Linked DNA regions of Mus musculus: region 1 is linked to region 2. The links are chromatin loops, found by intact Hi-C in ENCODE. Cell type or tissue: gastrocnemius. All regions are shown on one strand. Links, peaks and the distances in the headings refer to the core of each region. The heading gives the core; the rest is flanking DNA. Region 1 has its middle 2.8 kb from the start of Ermn. Region 2 has its middle 88 kb from the start of Upp2.

What was found. A loop is a pair of places that touch in the nucleus more often than their neighbours do. Peaks named below come from ENCODE experiments on the same cell type or tissue, not always from the same donor. Only the 100,000 strongest peaks of a DNase experiment are listed, where the experiment ranks them.
Region 1: a loop joins it to region 2, with 8 times the contacts of the local background. A loop is called at or near these places in 15 of 42 quality-filtered maps.

What each region holds. Positions count from the first base shown.
Region 1 is chr2:58,054,212-58,057,133 of GRCm38, forward strand. No RefSeq gene overlaps it. Among named protein-coding and RNA genes, the nearest start is that of Ermn, 2.8 kb to the left of the region's middle. In gastrocnemius, for the core only: a CTCF peak has its summit at 1,366 (motif pointing right); a DNase peak (open chromatin) is centred at 1,375.
Region 2 is chr2:58,665,837-58,668,758 of GRCm38, forward strand. It overlaps a transcript of Upp2 not described here. Among named protein-coding and RNA genes, the nearest start is that of Upp2, 88 kb to the right of the region's middle. In gastrocnemius, for the core only: no CTCF peak of the experiment used is centred there; DNase peaks (open chromatin) are centred at 1,673 and 2,329; H3K4me3 peaks cover 231 bases.

The sequences.
Region 1 (2,922 bases), core at 217-2,716, 610 kb before region 2:
CTCCCACATTGAACAATTCTTTCTCAGCTTTTCATCACATGTGACTCTTGGGTCTAACTGATGACACTACTGCACAACAACTCTGCCAACAGGCATTTGATTTTTAAAAGTGAGTAAACTTTAAAGAAGTGAGTAAATCTCTTCCACCAAGAGAATACATTTGAGGGCATTTTTATAGTAATCAAGAATAGAAATTGGGGGAGGGGGTGCTTGTAAATATGTCACCTTCAAAATTGTGCCTAAGAGGGCTGAAGAGACAGCTCAATGATTAGAACACTGGCTGTTCCTCCAGAGGAACTGAGCCACAATTCCTAGCTCCCTCTCACACAGTTGTTCAAAACATCTGTAATAGCAATTTCAGATGACCCAACTACCTCTTCTGCTGGAAACAGCCATAGAAATGGTTCACATAAAAACAGGCAAAATACCCATCTACCCATAAAAAATTTTACATTCCATCTAAAGATGACTCCATTTGATTATATGTCAGAGGCACCAAATACATGTCCCTGTGACATCATCTGCTCAATCCTGATCCAGGAAAACATCTCTAACAGAGATTGTGACCCCCTACCCTGTCATCGCCAGCTCTTCTCTCTCTAGCACACTGACTATTTGCTCAGTCTACGTAGGATGCTACATAGTTGGTAAGCCCACTGATGAAATGGGGTGATGGAGGGTGGGGCTTTGAGTTCAGTGGAGACTGTCTCACCTCAGGAAGGGTTTAACTTATGAGTTAGGGAGCCAGAATCTCACAGCCACAGAAAAATTTCAGAGTCAGTAGCTCCACATTTTATCTTGAGAGTCTGAAGAATGAAACTAATGGATTGCCGAGGGTGAGTTTGGGAATGTTTATGGAGAACATAAGAGAAAGAGAAAAGGCAGGGGTCCTGTGTAGCTGGAGCTGAACCAAGGGAAGTGTAAAGATCATTGAGATGCTAATCTATGGAGTTTTTACAGAACTAATTGTAGAAACTAGGGGAGGTGTTCAACCCAGTCGGTCCACCCATAATGTGTCTTCTCTCGCCTTTAGACATATCTTACATTCAGCTTCTAGGCACAGGTGCTGATTAAGGGGAAAAATAAGCAACCATGTACCAGAACTCCCTCTGGCATGTCTGGACACAGTGAGGACAGAACTGCAGACAGGACCAAGGACATTTCCAGCTTTCAGTCCAGAAAAAAGAATTAGATCTGTTCACTCACAGAGTCTCTGGCCCTAAATTAGTTGAATGGGTGTTTCTTTCTTGCTCCTATCAGCTGTAATGGCACATGCCATCCCTGGCCTTTGCACAGATGTTTGTATTGACCACAGCTCCTACAGGGATCCATCATCAATCACCTTGGCATATGTGAGAATAGTAGCCACTAGAGGGCAGCAGAAGGCCAGAGGCAGTGCCAACCCAGGAGGCACACAAGAGCTGCTGGAGACAATGAAGGGTCTGTCCTCACAAGAAATAACCAGTAAGCCTGTAGATGAGAAAATATTGATGGGAATCTGTGAGGGTATACAGAAACTGAATCCAAAGTTCAGGGACAAATGAGAACATATTAAACTCTATGATCCTTAAGAGAAAGAAGTGACTCTTTATTTAATCCAATAACCAGTAGCAAACAGATATACAAATGCTCACATCAGTTTTAAAGGTCCTATCCCCAATCATTCCAAGAGGGTTTTGCCAAGGACATCATTTCAGAATCACAGCAAAACTTACAGATTCTAAACGCATTGTCTTTCCTACTTCTAGGTGTCTATTACCTTTAGCAAGCATAGCATGTGCATGTACCCTGGTATTCATTTAGTTCAGTTTATGTGTCTGTGGTTGTTTTTCTTTCTAACCAATGCTTTAACTATTTGTGGAGTTAGAAGTATTTCAGGGTTGCAGAAAGAAAAAAATTGATAGAGAATTTTGTCAACTTTGGCTGACTAGACTTCACTTCTGTAGGGAATGTTTGGTAAACTGTCATGCAGAATAGTGGACAACAAGTGAATAGGGTATAATGTGCTATTTTCCCTACATATAGGAAGACCTATGAGATACTTTTTGCACCAAGATGATCTAACTATTAAATAAAACATATTATCGTGTCCTTACAGAAGAGAGTAGTCACCCATTTTTTTTATAACAATATATAACCTTCGTAAGTCTATAGCCTTAGTAAGTCTGGACTGGTGGGCTTTTCAGCTTTACATTCCAATCACAGTTTTCCCTTCCTCCTTACCCTTAATTGGAAAATCTTTTTCTAACCCATTACTTTAAGATAATGTCTATCATTGATTTTCAGGTGTGTTTCTGGTATGCAGTCAAATATTGAAACCTGATTTCTTATCCATTCTGTTAGTCATGTCTTTTTATTGGGGAATTAAGTGCATAGATATTGAGAGATATTAATGAGAAATGATTGCTAATTCCTGTTATTTTTATGTTGGTGATGGTAGTTTGTGTGTGTGTGTGTGTGTGTGTGTGTGTGTGTGTGTGTGTGTTATCTTCTCTTCTTGATTTTATACATGTGGAATTATTTATTTCCTGTGTTTTCTTGGGTATAATTAAAATCCTTGGGTTAGGATTTTCTTTATAGTATCTTCTGTAGGGCTAGATTTGTAGATATATGTTGCTTAAATTTGGTTTTGTCATAGAATATATTGTTTTCTCCCTCTATGGTTATTCAAAGTTTTGCAGGGTATAGTAGTGTGGGGTGGCATCTGCAGTCTCTAAGAATCTGCAAGACATCTCTGCCCAGGCCTTTCTGGCTTTTAGACTCTGTTGAGAGGTCAGGTGTCTAATAAGTCTGCCTTTATATGTTACTTGTCCTTTCTCCCTTGCAGATTTTAATATTATCTCCATCCTCTGAACACTTTGTGTTTTTATTATTATGTGGCCGGAGGACTTTTTTTCCTGTTCCAATCTATTTGGTGTTCTG
Region 2 (2,922 bases), core at 286-2,785:
GTGATGGGGTACATTGGGTCTCAACGCAAGTTAATGGAAAGTGAAAATGTTCGCAATTCAGAATTGGCTTTAAGTTTTCCTTGTGATTTTTGGAGCGACTTTGCATTGTTTTTAGTGTATTTCTTCTTTATGACTTTATACTTGAAACTTTGCCAGAAGTTCCTGAAAAAAATTTAATCTAAAGTGCAAATTTACTATTTTACAAGGAGTCATTACTTTTGAGCTTATTAGAAAAAAAGCCAACTCGAGGTCAGTAATTACCTCACAGAAGGCTGAGTGCTGCTTGTTTCTCTTGTGTGCCAGGCCTAGAGTAAATGTTCAGAGCTCGTTTGCTGATTTAGAAGGAACACACAAGTGGTTCTTTATGAGGTACCGAGAAGAGTTGAAAGGGAGTCTTATCTGACTTGGGTTAACCCTAGAATTTATTTTAAATACATGGTTGTTTGAAGACTTTCCTCACTAAAATACTGCACAAGAACAAAGAACGGGTATCCTGCGCTCACACGGCTAAGGACTTTCTAAAGCATTTGGATTTCTTACCTACGATTAGCTCAGTTATTGCTAGGCTGATCAATAGGCACAACTCTGAGATCAAGAGCAATTCAGAGCACTATTCTCCCTTCAGCCCATGTTCATTGTTTACCGTTTGAATGAGACCTGTAATCAGCATTATTTACCAATCTTTACAGTGGAACTTTAAACCAATGGTTGTTCCTCTCTTCACAGGTATTAAATACCATTTCAAGCATCCTTTCAGGGATTCTGGGCTTCTTAACCAAGTCCATTTCCCCAGACTTTGCAGTCCATGGAAGGAACATTGAACCTGAAAGAGTCTTTGAGAAGTATTTGTTATTTAACTTGAGGCAGCTGTTCTTAAAAAGTTACACAAGTCTATAAAGTCTTTAAAATAGATTTAAAAAAAACCAGTTAAGATCTAGCCTTGAAATACATATAAAATACATACTAGGAATTTCCTTTGACATTCTTTGCTATTACAAATACTATTATAACTAACAATTCATCCAATTATAGACAATTAAATTAGGATTCAACTGCTAAAAATTAAACACATATATTTGGTGGGCTCTCTGAGCCAAATTGCCTTAGAAATGTCATTGTTTATTGCCGAAAACTCTAAAGCATGTATATAACTGTAGGAAATACTGAAAGCAGTCATCTTCCCCCCTCCTTGTCCTTGAATTTTTGCCAAGTATCATCAAATATCAGATACACACTGTAATAGCAGATTTGCTTGAATGTCACTATTAATCTAATCTGTAACCTTTAACCTTTTGTTTGAGGCATTTCAGAAACTTTACACAGATAGCTAATGTCCAGAACAACCAGAGCCAAATGCAATAATCTTACAGTTGAAGGACAGCCAAGGCACACTCTTTCTGAGGATGCTTTTCCTTGGAGCCAATATGAAGATGAAAAATGGCTTTTGTGAGCACAGTCGTCATAGAAAAGGCTTTTTTTTTTTTTTTTTTTTTTTTTTTTTTTTTTTTGTCACAGTGCTGGGCAGATTTTTCAAGCCAAGGGCACAGTACTGTACTCTTTGCAGGTCTATTTTTAGGTTTCCATTTCTCAACAGGATGCTCTGGGTTTTGCGTTAGCGACACGCAGGCTGCACACTGTGGTGGAAGGAGCAGACAGCCTGCTCTGTGCACTCCCCACACCCCAGGATCCATGGTCACCTGGCCATAGCCTATTTTGTGGTCTTGGGGATCTAGTGACCTCTTCTGGATTTCCTAAGTGCTCAGCACACCTTAGGTTATCTATTAGTCACACATTGCCAAGATCTTGCAGTATGCCTCATTGGGGTCCAACAGGGCTTGGAGAGTGGTTTAGTTTAGGTTGAGAGGTAAGAGTCCCAATAGCAAAGGCACCCTGATTGGAAGTACCAAATGCTGTTCACTTGTTTTTAACATGAAACACAGAGGGCATAGACATCTGTAAATTAAGTAAATAAATGCATTTCTCTTTTACATCATGGCACTGCCACTGAAAATATGGAAGAATGAGCATTTTAAAGCTAAAGAAAAAGGACGAGGAAGCTACTTCGGTACCGGCAGAGTCTCTGGGGAAGATACTTCTCGTGTCATAGTTCTGCGTTATTTTTCCCAGAAGGAAGCTGCAAGATCGTTAAAGAGTAAATTTGGAATCTGTTATGAACAACACTTTGACTTTATGAAAAGTTTGGAGCATACATCTTCTTAAAATATTGTCTTTATCTTTCAGTGAGATGTCAGTTTTCTGCCCTGGATGTTGAAACGCAGCGTCTTCCAGCCCTCATTAACTTGGACTTCTCCTGTGCACCAGCTCCATCTTGTGGTTGCTTGTCAACTTTCCACAGTTCTAGGCACAAACACAACTCCTTCTACTGTCCTCGTAGGCTGGACAGAATCAAGCAGGAGCGAAGAGTAGGCTCGCAGCTTTCCACAAAAGGCCGTTGATGGGTGAGGTTGGAAGTAGGGCGAAGCAATAAATTCTCAAAGCCTGCCATCAGGGACACACGACTCCTCGCAAGGCTCCTGTCTTTAAGTGTCATAACCCAAGCAGATCCACTGGGGATGCTCAAATATGTGAGCCACGGTAGACAGCTACTATTTATGCCACGCCACCACCATTAGCAATGAAGGCTGCCTTAAAGTACATGCCAACATGATGATTTTAGTGAGTTCTTAACGCAAAAGGAGTGTTGCAGGGATCTGATGGACAAAGGGCATGTTTCGGGGGTGTTCTAGTCTTTCCATGCTTTGGCATGTGATGTGGGGCATGTAGTCAAGCTTTTGTCTGAGTCCCCTGTCATCTGAGGCCTTGTCTGGGTGAGGGAATACAGATGCTGTGCTTGATGACGGATGTGAACAGGCATAGGCCAGGCTGAAAGGGGACAGTGACGCAAGACAACAGTACATCATT